Regions from separate parts of the Homo sapiens genome. Here region 1 is linked to region 2. A link is a loop called in an ENCODE intact Hi-C map of the cell type or tissue named here. Cell type or tissue: ascending aorta. All regions are shown on one strand. Each heading gives the region's core, and the rest is flanking DNA. Links, peaks and the distances in the headings are about the cores only.

Evidence for each region. Hi-C counts contacts between places; a loop is a spot of excess contacts. Peaks named below come from ENCODE experiments on the same cell type or tissue, not always from the same donor. Only the 100,000 strongest peaks of a DNase experiment are listed, where the experiment ranks them.
Region 1: a loop joins it to region 2, with 4 times the contacts of the local background. A loop is called at or near these places in 15 of 110 quality-filtered maps.

What each region holds. Positions count from the first base shown.
Region 1 is chr1:3,120,525-3,128,842 of GRCh38, forward strand. All of the region lies in intron 1 of PRDM16 (PR/SET domain 16), which reads left to right. It overlaps MIR4251 (microRNA 4251), which reads left to right and starts at 7,451; the gene lies at 7,451-7,511. RefSeq lists enhancers at 4,437-5,048, 5,661-6,271, 7,715-8,318. In ascending aorta, for the core only: no CTCF peak of the experiment used is centred there; DNase peaks (open chromatin) are centred at 4,697, 7,487 and 8,257; H3K4me3 peaks cover 3,882 bases; H3K27ac peaks cover 8,000 bases.
Region 2 is chr1:3,071,098-3,079,415 of GRCh38, forward strand. The region is part of intron 1 of PRDM16 (PR/SET domain 16); the gene reads left to right. It overlaps LOC124903827 (translation initiation factor IF-2), which reads right to left and starts at 4,465. Exons shown (of 5, transcript XM_047436614.1): 1 at 1-4,465. The coding sequence starts at 766. RefSeq lists an enhancer at 1,582-2,430. In ascending aorta, for the core only: no CTCF peak of the experiment used is centred there; DNase peaks (open chromatin) are centred at 1,636, 3,479 and 7,616; H3K4me3 peaks cover 7,452 bases; H3K27ac peaks cover 8,000 bases.

The sequences.
Region 1 (8,318 bases), core at 314-8,313, 50 kb after region 2:
CTGCCACCATCCCCGCAAAGCTGGAGAAAGAGAAACCCAGGCAGCCAGAAAGGAACTCGGGAGACCCCCACCCCTCTGTCCCTGCCCCTGTCCCCGGCAGCCCCCTGGGAGCGGGAGGATGCCTGCCCTTGCGTCTCTGCGCTGGAGCTTCTGACACCTTTCGCAGTGAAAGGCAGGGTGGATAGTCGGTGAGGAGAGGGTCTGGAAGCGGTGGGCCTCGTGGGAGTGACCCCAGCCAGGCAGAGTCTGGGGACCCGGATGGCAGGGCCGAGCCCTGGCCAAGAGTGCAAGGAGGCTGCCGGCCCCAGAAAGAACCATTAGAAGCCCCTTTCCGCTTCTGCAGGGATTTGCAGAGACTTGTTCTCTCCGGGATCTGCCATTCCAGGGGCTCCTCACCTTCAGGAGCTGTGTCTGAATGTCTGAGGGACCTTCACATGTTTGGGTTTGGATTGGAAACAGGATATGATTGACTTGTGAGCATGTTAGAATCTTGTGCTGGGACAAGGTGAGCGTGTGGTTTCTCCCCCTTTCTTTCTGTCGTGTAGGAAAATGCTTTAGTTAGGGCCCGGCTTGGAGGCAGGGCTGAGGAGTCAGCGGAGGCTGAGGCCAGAGGACAGCTTGCCCGTCACGGAGCCCGCAGGTCACAGGATCAGGCCTGGCCCCCGAGCTGCGTAAGATCAGCTGGCCTGGTCAGGACGGAGCCTGCCCCAGGAGCCCACCCTCCCAGCAGGACCCGGGGCTGCGGTGCCTCCGGTCCTAGCAATCTGCCCCTGAAAATGGCCCTGGTTTGGGGGCAGGGCACAAACGGGAGAATGACATTATTTGTTTTTAAAAACAGCTTTTATTTTAAAAGCCTGTCCTGGAGGAAAGCAACCTGGAGCTGTTTTCAGGACCGGGCTCAGAAAAGATCAGCTCCTGATGAAAACAAAACACAGTGAGGACAAGCCAGGTAGCCCAGAGGCCCCCAGCTGGAGCAAACCGTTTCTGTGGAGACTCCGAACGTCGCCTGCCTCCTGCAAGGCCGCTAGTGTCTCCCGGCCTGGGCCTGGCCTGGAAGTGCGGGGCAAAGGGCGGTGGTGAGAAATGAATGGGCTTCCGAATGCCGAGAAACAGATGTGAGGCTGTGCCGAGGAAGGGGAGGACAGGGAACCAGCTGATTAGGGGATCCGGGGCAGGGCCAAGTGCCGCCGACAGCCTTGGGGGACAGCGGCCCTCCACCTCGGCTGCGCGCTGCAGGCCCTTCTCTGCGGGGCCGGCCAGGCCTCCCTCCTGCCAGCACCCCCTCCCCAGGCGGCTGGGGACCCCGGAATGTGTGGCCCTGGCGGGAAGTGGAGGAAGAAGGGCTGCAGCCCCGTCAGTACCCTGGGTGATGTAGTGAGTGAAACATCTTGAAAAAGGAAAGCAAATCCCGCTCTAATCTCCCCGAACAAAGGCCTTTCAGTTGGACCAGAGTGGCAGGCGCGGGCGGTTGGTATCGCCAGATCTTTTCTATGAAACGCGCACCCGGCGGAGTATGGATCTGATTAGGGGAGCCAGCCTCACCGCGAGCCCCTTTCCTGCGCACGGTGTCTGTGGAGGTCAGGCGGACACGTCCAGCCATGGCCTGGACACAGACAGCCGGGCTGTGTGGCACAGGACTGCCTGCTGGAAGCTTCCGCCTGCGCACTCCTCCCGGCCTCCCGTGCAGTGCTGGGAAAAACCGAGTGCCCCTTCTAACAATTTCTAATCGACCCTTGAGATGCTGGGCCCTCGACGCTCTCTGCAGATCCCCTCCTCTGTCCGGTTGCTGCTCTGTCATGTCCCTCAAACATTCAAACACAGCTCCTGGGGGTGAGGAGCCCCCGGAATGGCAGATCCCGGAAACAGCAAGTCTCTGCAAATCCCATCAGAGGCTTTGAGTCTGTCACAAACCTGAAGCAATGTCTCTTCAAAGCTCTGTCCCAGAAGCAAATGGACCCCTTGAAGGTGGCCGGCCTCCCCTGGGGCCCACCTGGGGGCTGCGAGTGGCCGCGTGGAGAAGTTTAAGCCTTCAGCAGAACAAACAAAACTCAAGTGCCCGCAAGAGGAAGAAAGGATCATTATACGAGTGGAAAAAATGAACCGTCTCGACTCAGCAAATACCGCAGCCCTGCCCTCCTTCCAGACATTCCCCCCCTCCGTGCTGCCCCCACACTAAAAACAGCCCAGGAAAGGAAATCAAATTTAGGGTTTCACTAACTGGCCAGAATGCTTAATTTAATAAGGGGTGGGAGATGCTGTTGTATTTTATTTTATTTTATTTCTACTTTGAACAGGTTGAATCTTCCTGTAGGGCTCTAGGGAGGCGGCGGCTGGGAATGAGAACCAGCCCCAGCTTTGCAAATTCAAACCAGGACTGGAGCGCGGGAAGGGCAAGAGGCGGAGCGCTTGCACGGGAGCCCGAGGCCTGGGGGACGGCTCAGGGGGTCTTGGTGCTCAGGGCAGCGGTGTGCAAGGGGCCAAGGTGGGTGGGAAGAAACCTCCTTGATTTCACCAGGTCCTGGATGAGAAGTCAGTGTTCTTCGGTGTAAAGTGAAGAGCCCGAGGGCTGGATGCGTGGTTGCTGTGTCGGCTGTGTGCTTGCACCTCATACATGGGACAGCAGGCCCAAGCCTTCGGCGCTCCCCTCTTCTGCCATCATGGCAAAGCCAAACCCTTGCACAGGGGACAGGGGCTGCAGGATGCCTTGGTATCAGGTTCCCAGGAACGTGTCTGTCTCCATGGCAGAGAGGCCCTCAGGAAAGCCGACAGGACCCTAACAGGTGACAGTCCTGGGCTGAGGGGTTCAAAGCAATGTATCTCCAGGCGTCTGACAAATTTATCAACCCCCAAGTGTGGCACCCGTGCAGAGGGGGGTGTGGGTGGCTGAGATCAATGCCCAGGCACGGGTGAAGGGTGTCTGCCAGCAGCTATGTGGAGCCTGCGGCCTTCCTGGAGGAGGGGGCAGCCATTCGGCTACATAAACACCTGCCCCACCTGGTTCACCCTTTCAGCACAGATTGCAGAGTCCCACTCCCCAGTGAGGGGGGCCCAGAGTCTTCTCCAGTGCAGCAGGTGCTGCTGGAACTGGGAGGGGGGGCAGCCCATCCCATGCCCCCTTCCTTGGCATCCAAAGGCCAAGCTGGCGTGAAGCTGGACTCAGGAGATGCGGCTGTGAGGGTGGCAACATCTTTTTCTTCTCATTTGCCTCCCGGTGGCCCGAGAAGCAGGGTGCTCACGGGGTGCCCCAGGGCATTGCCCCAGTGGCGAGACATCAAGTCCGAGCTCCGAGTGGATGAGCTGCGGGGTCTGGGGCAAGGCAGTTGGCCTCTCCTCAACTGGGGACAAGACAGAGACTTGTGTCCTTGTCAAGGTTAAATGAGGCCCTGTCTCCGAGCACCTGGGCTCGGGTGGGGCAGCTCAGCTGCAGTCAGCGTCCCAGATGCGCACCCCACGCCGTATGGTGGGCGTCCGAGTCGTCTCCTTCTCCCAGGCTTTGTGTGGAATGACTTCTCTCTCTGACGCTGCCTTTGGGACCCCATGTTAGATGTGCCCCCACCCGTGAGAACCCCCAAGAACTGCTGGGACCCGGGTGCTTAGGAGGGCAGGGCCGGTGGAGGTGGACAGGGCCGTGGAGCTGGCCACAGTGGCTCCTGGAGTCCTGGGGGTCCTGTCCTCGTACCCTGGCTCAGCCCAGCCTGGGCCCTGAGCTGGAGGCCGGCAGTGGGGACAAGACTTAGATGTTAATTTTAAAATGAAAAGGGAAAGGCCAAGGAAAAGAGGGAGAGAGAGGCCCAGACAGTCTCCTGTTTTGCAGAGAGCTCTTCTGAACTCTGACTGGTTTCCCTGAGTGGTTCTTGGCCTGGCTGGGCTGACCTATGTCTTTCAGCCAGGAACCTCTGCTCCCGTGGCCTCTAAACATGACCCACTGTCCAGGAACTGATCATGGACAGGACAGAGGTGACAGCCCCAGCTTGGCCTTTTGGAAGGCAGCGATGCTTACCACTATAGCACCAATGCTAGGATCAGCTTGGTCCTTTGGCCAACCCTGACCCTTCCATTTGGGAGAGAGCCACCTGCCATGTCCCAGGCCTGGTGTGTGGAGCCACATCTGCGGTCCTGCCAGGCCTTGGAGCGGAAGGAAGAATGAGGGCCGGGGGTCAGGTGTATCTGGGCTTGCATCCCTACTCAGCCTGGTGACAGCCCCTCGAAGCCCCCCTCCACCTAAGGTGGGCCCCAGCAGGATGGGGGGACCTCTATGCCCTTGGTGGCTGATGTGAGGGGTCAGGGTGGGAACATGCCAGCTCCAGGGCCAGGCCTCAATCCACAGCCCCCTCCCTGCTCCCATCCGGGCAGCCCTGTGGGAAGTAGGCTGGAGAAGGGGCCCCAGGTCTCAGGGGTACTGGAAGCGAGCAGCTGCAGTGTGGCCCCTGTGTGTCCTGGGTTCCAGCTCCCGCAATGTTCAGGTTCCTGTCAGCTCCGCAGGAGCCCCCTGGGGCTCTCTGGGCTCTTTGCATGTCTCTGGGAAAACCTGATCAGCTGACCCAAACCAACTACAGTTCTGGCGAGTTTCTCTTTGCCTAAAGCTCTGACATTTCTGCCTCGCTAAGGCACAGTCACCAGCCAAAGGCTGACCATGTGCGCACCCCGCAGCTGCACCTCCTTGAGAATGCTGGGCTTCCTCAGCCAGCGCGCTTCCCGCATCCGTGAATCACTCCGGCTGAGGCTGCTTTCTTAGCGGACGGCCCAGCCCCTGGGCTCTGGGCTGGAGAGGCCTCAGAGCTGGCCAGAGGAGGCCAGCCCAGTGCCCGCTGATTGGATGGGCAAAGAGGACGGTCCTCCTGTCCTTTCTGGAAGTGGGCCTCTGTTCAGCCCAGGTCTCCTCTGACCCCCCAGAGTAGCCACTGTCATCGCCAGGGCACATGGGGAAACTGAGGCCCCCCACTCAGCGGCTGCTGGGCTGTTCGGAAGGGCAGAGTCGCCGGCTCAGCGGGACACACGCTCTGAAGCACAGGCCTCTGGGGGGACCGGCCCTGCCTGGCGCTCGCCAAGGCTCTGGAGGAGCAATGAGTTAGGGGAGCGGCTGTGCAGGTCCCTGGACCGGGCTCCGCTTTTAATTTTTTAAGGGAAGAAAGGAAAACATCCCTCAGTGGCTCTCCCAGGAGCTCAGCCGTGTTTGCTGTCGGTCACGGCAGGTTGGGCCATTTGTAACGAGTTTGGTCTGCGCGGGGGGCACTGACCCCACTACGCCTGGCCCCTCGGAGCGGAGCGCGGCACAGGCGAGGCGCGGCCAAGGGTGCAGGTCCCTGCACTGGCCCGATTCATTAAGGACCGGCTCCTTTGTGGGCCCCAGCTCCAGGCCCATTGCTGTCACGGGGCTGTTACAGGCATAATGACAGGGGCATTAGAGGCCCGAGAGCAATTAACAGGCTGCTTAATTAGCAAGAGGAATTAGCGTTTGAGTGGCGGATCTTCCTGTGAAACCTTGTAGAGAGCCCGGGCAGTTATCTGATTATGCATTGATCGGGCTGGCTCGTCCTTAGGTAATCCTCTCCCTCTTGCAATCTGTGAATATACAACTGTTTAAATATTCCAAACCGAACTGTCTCAATAAACGCGGGGAGAAAGGGGCCATTGTGGGCCCGGGCGCCGCTGGCCGCTCTTCCCGGCCCAGCTCCCCTGGGCTTGCAGAGGCACAGTCGGTCCCCGCAGCTCTCGCCGCCGCCGCACGCGGCCAGCCTGGCTGTGCCTGGGAACAGTGTCGGCCAGTCTGGCCCCAGGCCAGCCCTGGCCACAGGTGCCAATGGCATCCTCCTCCCCAGGTCTCTCCCATGCCCCCGGGGGCTCAGTCCACTGCTCAGGTGGACAGGGCAAGGCCGGAGGAGCTGGCTGCAGGTGCGCAGGAAGGGACAGGCCTGGCTACCTGCAGGCAGCACCTGGGGTCCAGACAGCCCTCAACGAGGGACAGTCAGGTCAGATCAGGTGGACCCAGACCCTGCTGCGGTTCCTGGAATCCCTAGATGAGCTTTGAAAACCCAGGGGCCTGTACCCAATCCCAAGCAGTGGCCTACCGTGCTTGAGCTCTGTGGTGGGCAGAGGGCTGGGGACTGGACCAGGAGCCTCCAGCCCTGGGCTCTGTCAGGGACCCTGCCCTGTAGGGCTGGTGCTTCTGGAGTGAGGGAGGAGTAGACAGGAACCAGTCCTGGAGGTGGGCTCCCCACTGGGCCTGGGACAATGAGGTGCCCATCGCCAGTGATGGTCACAGCACCTCGAAAAGGCAGAGACAGGAAGATTCCAGAAGGGCTTCTGATTCTGTGCAGAAGCGTTGTAGATGGGGCATGGTTGCTCTGGTGTCAGGCCCGGGCCCGCTGTCTGTTCCGGCAAACTTTAGGGGATCGAGAGCTTACTCTGGACTCAGCTGGGAGGCCCCTCGAGCCTGGGAGCAGGGCAGGACCACCATCGGCCCCGGACACAATTGCTAGGGTCCTGTCCTCACACTCTGGCTCAGCCCAGCCTGGGCCCCGAGCTGGAGGCCTGCAGTGGGGACGAGACTTAGATGTTAGTTTTAAAATGAAAAGGGAAAGGCCAAGGAAAAGAGAGAGAGGCCCAGACGGTCTCTTGTTTTGCAAAACTCAAAATAGATTTCAGCACTGTGCTTTCTAAAGACAAATCTTTGCACTCTTCTGCGATCCTCGCTTGACCTCTCATGGTTTCTGGCAAGGACAGCCTGTTACGATTTGGCATCGAGTTATTTAAAATGCATAACGGCGGTGCGCAGGCTTTGCCAAAAGCTGATATATGTTGGTTTCTGGAACCTTGCTTTTCTTGTTTGCTACATCTGATATCATCTTACCCAGACGATGCCCTCGTGAGATAGATCCCCCACCCCTTCACATTGTGGGTGCAGCCAACGTATTTCATTTTATTGCTTGCACGATCTGTGTGTCTGGAGAGAAAGCAAACCAGTTACCAGCGAGCCACAGCCTAGCTTCCCCGGGCACTTGGGGAATCTTTATCGAGCTCAAATGATTAGACCTGGTTTCTGGTTTCATTTTGGAAGACTGGCTGCTAAGCAGATCCATTCTGCCTGTAAACTGATACAGATGCTCAGGGCCACTGCTTTCCCCAGTGCCCAGGACAGTAGGACGAGGGTTGAGAGGGACCCCCCTGGGCCATGTCCCCCTTGCGGTGCAGAGGCCCGGCCTGAATCTCTGAGCGAGAGGCCGGTTTGCCTAGGGTGAGTGTGAAGGCCTGAGGCCTGCCCCATAAAGGCAGAGCGTCCCCATGGTGTGGGGGGACAGTGGGAGGCGGGCAGGCCATGAGCCCTGGGTTCGGGGAGGCTGCAGGCGCTTGGCTGCCCATCAAGGGGCCTGGCTTCCTGGAACAGAAGCCTGGGTGCTGTGGCCATGGAGGAGGGGCTCCCGCCTCTGGTCAGCCTTCTGGCATCTGGGAACACGTCCTCCAGCTTTTTTCCTTAGTGGCCAATTCCTGAGAAAAGGGCCAACGTGCTTCCATCCACTTCAGAGGGCACTTGTATGAAAATCTCCTCCCCTCCCCCGTCAGCCCCGCTGTGGAGGGATCAACTCCGCCTCTCACTGGAGAGAGACAGTCATTCTGAGTGTTCGGAAATTGAAGACTAGATCTGGGTCTGGTTCCGTACCCATGCCCTGTGATGACAGACCCGTGATCTCTCTTCTGAGAGGGAAACAAAGACCTCACGTTTGACGGGGCCAAGAGGCAGCCGTGGGAATCTGCTGCTCACTTTCAACACTGGGTGCCTTGTCCTAGAAAGTCTGGGGTCGTCAGATCAACTTTGATTTCCTATTTTATCCCAGTTAAAGTGGCATTTATAGTATTCGGGGGTTGCTTCTGTCCTGCCTTTTTCTGATCACGACATCCCATGCACGGCTTTGGGAAACGCAGGTCACAGTAGCAGGGCATTGAAAACCCTCCCTCCGCATGGCTCCGCACCCAGGACCCTGGGGTGGCTCCACAGTGGCTCCATTTTCTCCCACAATGGTGACCTGCAGGCTCAGGGCATGAGGGCCGAGGACTCTCACTCGGGAACCCAGAGGGTGATCGGCCACGGTGACCGGCCGGTGAGCTGTGGAAGGAAGCGTCCAGCCCTCTGTGGACTGCCCTGTTCCTCCCACCATGCTACTGGAGACCATCCCACCATGCTACTGGAGACCATCCCACCCGGGTCGGTGGCTGTTTTCCGGTGGTGGCAACGCTCCAATGGCTCTGGTTCCCTTACTGGAATCCTTGGGCGTAGCCTGAAGAGTGGACAGCTATCCACAGCCCAGTGAGTGCCCTGCTGG
Region 2 (8,318 bases), core at 11-8,010:
GTGTGGGCCGCCAGGTCAGGCCCTCGCCCAGGATGGGCCCTAAGCTGGAACGAGAAAGGGGAAACCGGCCGCGCTGACGCCGGGGCCTTCGCTGCAAGCGAGAGGCGGACTCGGCGCACCCGCGCGGCCCTGGAAACTTCCGAGAGGCCCCAGCTCTCCGCCGGCTCCACCTCTGCCAGGTGGGGAAGGTGGCCCGGGACCGGGTCCGCTCAGGACCAGAAGTGGTGCCTGGCAGCCATCTGGCCAGGAGGCCGGAGAGCCGGGCCCAGCGGGAGCGCCGAGCGCTGGCTTCCTTTTCCCGAGAGTCTTTAGTGAGGAAAAACCCCATGAGAGGTGACTGCCAGGCCTCGGCCCTCTGTCCACACTTGGCCGAGCGCTGGGAACCCCTCCTTCCAGGCTCCACAGCTGGGACCGCTTGTCCCAGGCCCCCCAAGGTGGCTGAGGCAGGTTCAGGATCACACTGCCTGCCCTGAGCAAGAAGGCAGGATCCGCTGAAGAATTTCATTTCATCAGGCGATATTTTAAGCAGATGTGAACTTCCCCGGGGACCATAGTCCATTACCCGAGTCAGAGGCGGTAGGGCCAGCACTCCAGCCAGCAGGTCCTCCCCTCCCCACAATGCTGACCAGGTCAGGGGACTGTGGGGTTGGGCAGGGGCAAGGTCATGGTTACCAGGTTGGTATTCAGGCTGGGCACAGAACAGCAACCAGGCCAGTGGAGGTGACCCCATGACCCAGCATTTCGGGGGCCACCGCCGAGTGTGCATCTGGAGGTGTAATTTCGTTTGTGTTTCCCTGGAGACCCCACTCCAAGCCTCAGTTCAGGTGGGTTAGTCCTCTGGATTGGGTCTTGTGAAGGGCCAAATGGTGGCGGCTCCGGGGGTGACCCGGGCTTCCAGCTGAGCTTTCCAAGGACAGAGGTGGCCACTGGGGCACCCAAGCCGGGGCTGTGGCTCAGCTGATGGGAAACCTACAGCCTCCTCCACCTGAGCCTGGGGGCCAGGAACAGAGTGAGGACAGTTCAGGGACAGGGTCCCCCCTACTGAAGCCAGGGCGGTAGGGCCGGTGGGGTAGGGGCTGCTGCAGCCCCACATTTACAAACTCAATGCTTAACAAAAGCTTATTGTTTCCAGGGCTGTTGTGAGCCAGGTGGGCAGGTGGGGGGTTAGCACCACCAAGGTGCTCTCTGGATCACCATCGCCCTCATAGCACAGCTGGGGGCCTCTGTGCAGGAGGAGGATGTGCCAGTCGGCACCCCCATCAGAGCTGCTCCTTGAGGCCTGATCCCCACCTAGGTGGCAGACCCCATGTCCTAGATGCCACATACCCCAGGGCTGGGGGAGTGTCCTCTCCACAAGTCCCATCTAGCCCCTGGGGTGGGGGAGCTGCAGCCCCCACTAGATGGGGACTGTGTGTGTCTTGCTCGTGTTTGAGGGTGATGCGTGTGGAAGGTGTGCTGGAGACAGGGTAGAGGTAAGCGGGGCTGGCGGCCCAGTTCACAGCCTCCTTCCTTCTTCGTAGAAACAGGCCAGGCTGGCTGGGCCCTCCCTTCTCCCACCCTCCCTGGGGCAGTTGGCCCCGTCCACCAGTCCCCTCCCCAGAGCCAGGACGGCAGCCTTCCCTCTGAAGGCCGGTTAGGGCAGCAGCGCCAGGACGTCCGGCGGGAATCCAGCGTCTTGCCCCGCTTCGGACGAAAACACAGAGGCTGCGGTGGAGGGGTGGAGTGCGGGGCTGGCCGCCAGGGCTTGGTGCCCCACGGCAGTGGACTGTGTGTCACCCACAGGCCCCCTCCCTCAGCCCCTGGCTGCGCAGGTGTGCCATGGCTCGGAAGCTGGCAGGAGGGGCTTGCCAAGCTGGCTTGTGGAGCAACTGCTGGGTGGGCTCCTTGGGGACAGGCACCGGCCATGCCTGGCTCGCCAACCACCAGACGCCCACTCGGGGGGTCCTCCTTGTCCTGTGAGCGGCTCTTCCAGAGCAGGTGCCAGCCCGACATCCTGGCCCCTCCTGGCCCCGAGGCTTCCTCGGCTCCCAAGTCCTCCTGTAGGCAGTGCGCAGGGCAGGGGACCAGGTCTGCCATTTCTGCCGGGAGGCTGGGTGAAGGGGACCCAGCAGCCAGGGGCTCCCCCCACCGGGCCCCTCAGGGGAGGTGAGGCTGGTGGCAGCTCGCTGGGCCGCTGTGGGCCCGATTAGCCCCCTGTTTTATTCAATTAGGAGGCAATTAGGGATCCTTGGGGGGCTTGGGCTGGTAATTAAGGTGATGTATAATTAGAGTTTCAACAAAAATTATCCGGGATTAAAAATCTTTTGAATAATTTCGTTTAAAATTTTCAAATAGCGTTAAATACAATTTATCAGGTTTTGAATCAAACCCGTGTAACGAGTCTTGGAAGCTGCAGCTCCCGTCGCCGGCGCGGGAGGACCAGGAGCAGCTCCGGCGACTTCCCCGTGCGGGAAGGAAACTTCGCGAGCGAAGCCAGCTGGCTGGGGCCTCGCCGCGGTGCAGCGGCGGCCGCGGGCTCAGAATCGAGCCACCGAGGGCTGCAGACGGCGTGGGCCGGGTCGGGGAGCGGGGCCTGGGGGACCCCGGGCCGGCCGGTAGTCTCGGCCGACTTCCCACTCCCCGCGCACAAAGTCGCGGCCAACTACCGCGGAGCAGCGCCCGCGTCCACACCGCGCAGCCTGGCGCCCCGACCCTGGCCCAGCGGGAGCGGCGCTCTCCCCTTCTAGAGCCCCAGCTTGGACCCCGGGGTCCCCTCCTCCTGGCCTCCCTTGCGGAGGAGGGCGGCCTCCGCGTCCCCAACCGCCGACCCTCGACCTCGTGCGGGACACCGTGGGCGCCAGGCCCCCCGCTTGCCTGGGTTCCCTGCGACATCCCGACCCGCGCCCCGAGAGACGCGGGAGCGCGCGCCGCCTGGGTTTAAGTAGGGGCTGTAGGGGGAGGGAAGACGGTGCAGAGAAACGGAGGCAGAGGGTGGGGGTCTGGCTTTCCAGGGTAGACCCGCCTGCCCAGTCTGATCCGCAGCCCCGGCCCCTGCCGGCAACCTCGGGAGACGGGCCGGGCTCCCTAGTGCACTTGGGGGACAGGACACCTCCTCCCTTCACTGACCCTGGGAAGACAGAGTGCAGGCGAGCAGGCACCACTTTTGAGAGTGAGAAACCCCAGACGCAGAGAGGTGGAGGAACTCTTGGGAGGGCACACAGCAGATTGAGGCTCCAGTGAAATTCAGTGGAATGAAGACCTCCAGGGCTTCTTATGTAGCATTCCCCTCCCCCACAGAGCACCACAGGCTGCCGTTAATTCCATAGGGTTTTTTCTGTGTGTGTGTGTGTGTGCGCGTGTGTGTGTGCGTGTCAGGGTTTAAGCATTTTCTCAAGGCCAATGCTCAACTTGTAGCAGGTCTGTTCTTAAAAAGCAGGCAGGACATCACGTGCGTCCAGCGTGTAAGTGACCTCACACCTGCAGGCTGGACTCCCGCTGGGCTCCGTCCCCCACAGCTCCTGCCCCTTCTGTGGGTGTTCTGTCCCCAAGGGCAGGCACAGAGGAGCAGAAACCTTGGTCGGGTGGCCTGGCCTGCACCCTCCACACTCCCTCGCTCACTGCCTTCATCCGGAGCAAATGCAGGAGGCTCAGGTTGGCCCGGGAGGTGTAGGACCTGCCCTTTGCCACCCCTCAGATCTGGAGGGGAATAACCACCACCCACCGCCTCCACCCACCGCCCAGCAGTCAGGGGGAGGTGGAGCTGCTGCTGCCCTGTTGGTCTGAGCTGCAGGGTGGAAGGGGCCGGCTGCTGACATCCCTGGTCCAGCCTGGCGTGGGCCACGGCTCCTGAAGTCTGGGTGTCTCCTAGGCTGCAGCCAGGGCCACGGTGGTCATCCTGGGCCAGGAGTGCTCCCAAGCTTTGGTGGGCCCAGAGCAGGGGAGGAGTGGCCTCTCCCTGGTCTGACCACTTCACTCTTGGGCTTTTGCCATCAAATCCTCCACGGTCTGGAGGTGCCTGGGCTGGCCCGCCTGGCCGGCCTAGCCTGAGACGCGGGAACAATGCCCCGAGGCCTGAAGATAGGAGTGCTGGCCGCTCCAAGATCATATTTGTTTAATAGTTAACATTTTGGGCAGAAAAGGAGGGAAGTCAGATTCTGGTGAAGGTTTTGCTTATTTTATATCCACTATAACTATTTCTGTCCATGAAAATTGGCTTAATTATATCAATGGAATGTTTCTTTTTCAATTCTGTATGCAATTAGTCCATCTTGCCGGCTGCAATTTATTTTAATAAAAAAATAAACCAGTGGTGTGTTCAGTTCCTCGTCCCCTGGGGACAAATGCGATTGGTGTGTTTAATTTCATTAACTACAATGCGGCCTACTGGAAAAATGTATAAAATCAGCTTTATACAGCTTAAACACTGGCATTTGAAACAAATCATTATTGCATTAGCTGTCACACTGGTAATTCTAGAATCTAAGGAAAAAAATATATTATGGCTGTTTTTATAACCCTTTGCAAATGCACTGTTAAAATAATTTATAATCATTTTAAAACATGGCTGGGTCCTAGTGACTATTTCATCTCCTCTGAATAAGGCTCTGTGCCGTCCCATGCGCGTTTTCCGCGCTGATGGCGGTGCCGTTTCCGAACCTGCACACGCACCTCTCAGAGTGGAGGCCGTGGAGCCTGTGTTGAAACGAACCCGGTGAGGAGGGGTCCCTTTTTCATTCTGGCCTGAACCCCACTCGTCAGGCGGAGCAGTGGGTGCGGCGACAGGCTCATCTGCGATCCACCTCGGGCCAGAGGGGACCCCAGAGGCCAGGGCGGCAGAACCTCAGCAGCTGCTGCCCACCATCCTCCTGGGGGAGGAGGAGTCACGCACTAGGCTTGACCAAGAGTGAGCCAAGCCCCCCACGCGTGGGGTGCCCACTTCAAATGTGCAGAACCAGGAGCAGCCTCTGCTCTGCCCACCTCGAGGCCCTGCTTGGCAAAGCGGCTTTCTGAGCCTGCTGTGAGGGAACCCACCAGCCCCGCGCTCCTCTCAGGATAACAGGCTTCCCAGCACACTGTGCAGCTCCAGCCCGTGCTCTGTCAAGCGTGGGTGTGTGAAGGGGTGTGTCCAAGCACGTGTGTGTGTCCAGGTGTGCGTGTGTGTTGCGATCCACGTCTTTGCCGCAGCCCTGGCCACGTCTGCACTGACTCTGCTGGATGAAGGGAGGGTGTGGGATACGTGCTCCCTGTCCGGCTGGTGGGGACCTGGGGCTCTCAGAGGATCTGTTGGGGCGGGGAGATGAGGGAAGAGTTTGCTTTTCCTGCTTCTGAGATGTGTTCTGAGGAAGCTGAGTTGTGCCACTGAAGCCCTTGCTAGTGGCCGCCGGCTGGTCCCCTGCGTGGAGTGGCTCAGGGAAAGCGTCAGGGCATGCAGGAGCAGGGACACATGGGCTCAGCCTCTGTCTGCTCTCAGCGTCCCCGGGCAGAAGCACTGGAGCCTGGGGCTTCTCCGAGGGTGTCTGTCTCCTTCCTCGCCCACAGGTAGTGCCAGGGGGCATTAACAGGAAGGAAAGGGCTCAGGAGGCTTAGCTGGAGGCCAGGGGCCAGGGCTGCCTTTGCATGGGTGTGCGAGGAGAGGTTTTCCAGGCTTTACCGGGGCTTCTTAGTTTATTCCCAGAAACCGGCTCGGCTTCCTTGGGCACACTAAGGACTATTCCCTGTCCCTCCTTAGCCTTCCGACTTACCTGGATGGATTTACTTAGGTTTGGTTTTCTCCTCTGACACCAAATGTATATTCTATAAGGAATTTAAACATGGGGTGATGGTGGGTGTTTTTGGGGGGGACACAGGAAACTCCACAGAGCACACATCTCGGGGTATGAAGCCCCTTCTTGCTTCTCAGAGGGGCTGGTCTGCATCTTGGCTGGCTCTCCCCAAACCTCTGGCTCTGGGGCCAGTCCCCATTGAAGTGACCCCCACAGGGCAGGTCTCCAGGCCTGCGGTTTGCTTTCTGTGTGGTGTGCTATGGAGTTGGGAAATCAGTAGCTTTGTCTCCTTTCCCACTTTAGAAGAATAACAAAGCTGAATGTTTGGGGCGAATATGAAGTCCTGGTCCACGGGCCTCCTGGAGGCTGCTGGCGAGGTCTCCCGTGGGCCCGGGCCCTGCCCCCTGACACAAGCTCAGGAGCATCCCACATCAGCCCCAGAAACCCAGGCTCTGTTCACCCCAACTCTGCATCGTGTGTGTGTCCCACTCTCCCAGGGTCCCCAGCCCCACGCTGGCCTGGGCTTGCTGCTGGCCCCCTCCCTCACTGCTGCTGGACTCTCCCCTTTGTGAAACCAGGTAAAGGTGAGGACGCTTTGGAGAATAAAAGTGAGTTTGAACTTGGTTGAAGTGCTGCGATGTGTGCACTCGTGTGAACCTGTTCCTCCAGCAGGGGTGTCTGCACAGAAGGACCTGGAAGGTCCACCAGGGTGTTTAGTAGGTGCTTTTTCCTGGAATTTGGGGTCCTGGAGCCAGGCTGGGGTGCTTTACAATGTCTCCTCCAATCAGCCAGGCAGTCAGATGGGGAGTTTTGTTTTTATCTCCTTGGCCTGTTTGGGAAGCTGATTGGTCAGTCCTCAGCCTCAGCCTTTGTGGGTGTTGTGCAGGGTGGGTGTGCAGGCTGCAGGTGCTCACAGGCCAGGCCCCGTGCGTGGACCACCAGCACTGTATCGTTGCTGTAGGCAGGGCCCGGGCCACATCATAAAGCCAAACCACACTGGGGTCTCCCCTAGCCTGCAGCAGGAGAACCACTTTGACCCCTGCCTTAGAGCTCAGCCCTGAAATAAAACATGAAATGATTGTTAGCTGCTCATTTCAAACTAGGAGGCACAGGTGCCAGAATCTGTTCTGGCCCCTGCCACATGCAGTGGATGCCTCCCCTACTGCCTCCCCACACTCAGCCTCCCTGGGTCTCCTCTGTCCTTGCCTCTGTCCTGGGGTGGAAACAGCTGTTGGCACGTGCCACTTTTTTTCTTATCAGAGGCCTCCTAGTTCTTGCAGGGGGCTGGGGGCTTCTGCAAGTTCCATTCCCATCCGTCCTCTCATCTTCCCCTGTGTCAATCATGGTGTGGTGGGATTCCTGTGTGCCGGGCTCCGAGACCTGCATGTCAGGGGGCAGAGGACCTCTCCAGCTGCAGGATGCATGCTAGGGGCCCACCTGGAGGGAGACAGGGTCCCCGAGCTCTGGGTGGTACAGGCTGCCTCCCGCTGTGGCGAGTCGGGGCTCAGCAGCTCCACACAGACTCTGTGTCCTCACTGGGGAGTGGTCCCTCGCCTGGGGGTCTGGACCATGGTGTCTAAGATGGCAGGAAAGCCAGAATCCAACCAACAGCTCACCCCAACCCCCGCCGCTCTAGACATGAGGCTCAGGGCCTCCTCTCTGCACTGGCGCGGAGGTGCCTGTTCCCAGCCCTGTTTCACATTCGAAAGGCCCAGAAGAGAGGGAGGGAGGCTGCCAGAGAGGAGGGTTATGTAATTTTCTTTGCTGCTGTGAGCCTCTGCCTCTCTCTTTTTAATTCGGTAGTTCAAATGAAATTCGTTTCTCTAGTACCTGTGGCAGGCAGGACACTGCCAACGTTTTAGCGGAGGGAGGAAATGACGGGGTGCATACGTGAGGAACGGGCTCTGAATGTGACTGGGAGCTCTTGCCCGTGACATGGTTGAATCCCTGTATCTGATCCAGACCTGGCAGCCGGTATTACAGCAACTATGGATTTCCATAATAGACTTCACCATGGCTCCCGTAGCTGGGTCTCCCAGGGAAAGGGGAACGCATTGAAAAATGCCCAGACATTTCTCTCTGCCCAATGGGCTGTAACAGCCTCGTCAGAGAGGCTGGTCATATCAGTCCGTAAAACATTTAAACAAAGACCAAAAATGACGCTCACCGGAGGAGCCCAAACGGTGACCGCAGGGTGGCTGCGGTCCTCCCCGGGCAAACAGGAAGTTGGCGTGACTGTCTCCGACGGCTCCGGGCATTAATCCTCATTTTACTCCCTGCTGCCCACCGCCTCCCTGGTGGAGCCGCGTCCCGGAATCTCCGCCGCTGCCCGGGCCTGTTTGGCCTCAGACTGTGCTCCCGAGTGAAGGCCGTGATGGGGAGGAGAGGTCTCGGCTATGTCAGCATCTCTCCGCAGTGGTGGCCTGAGAGCCCCTTCCAGCCTCACATCAGAGGGGCTACTGTCATCCCTGTCCCACGCGCTGCCTGGCTGGCCCAGCCCCTGTGTGTGCACAGGGCTCCTTCATGCTGCCCTGCTGGCCCAGCCCCTGTGTGTGCACAGGGATCCTGCGGTTGCAG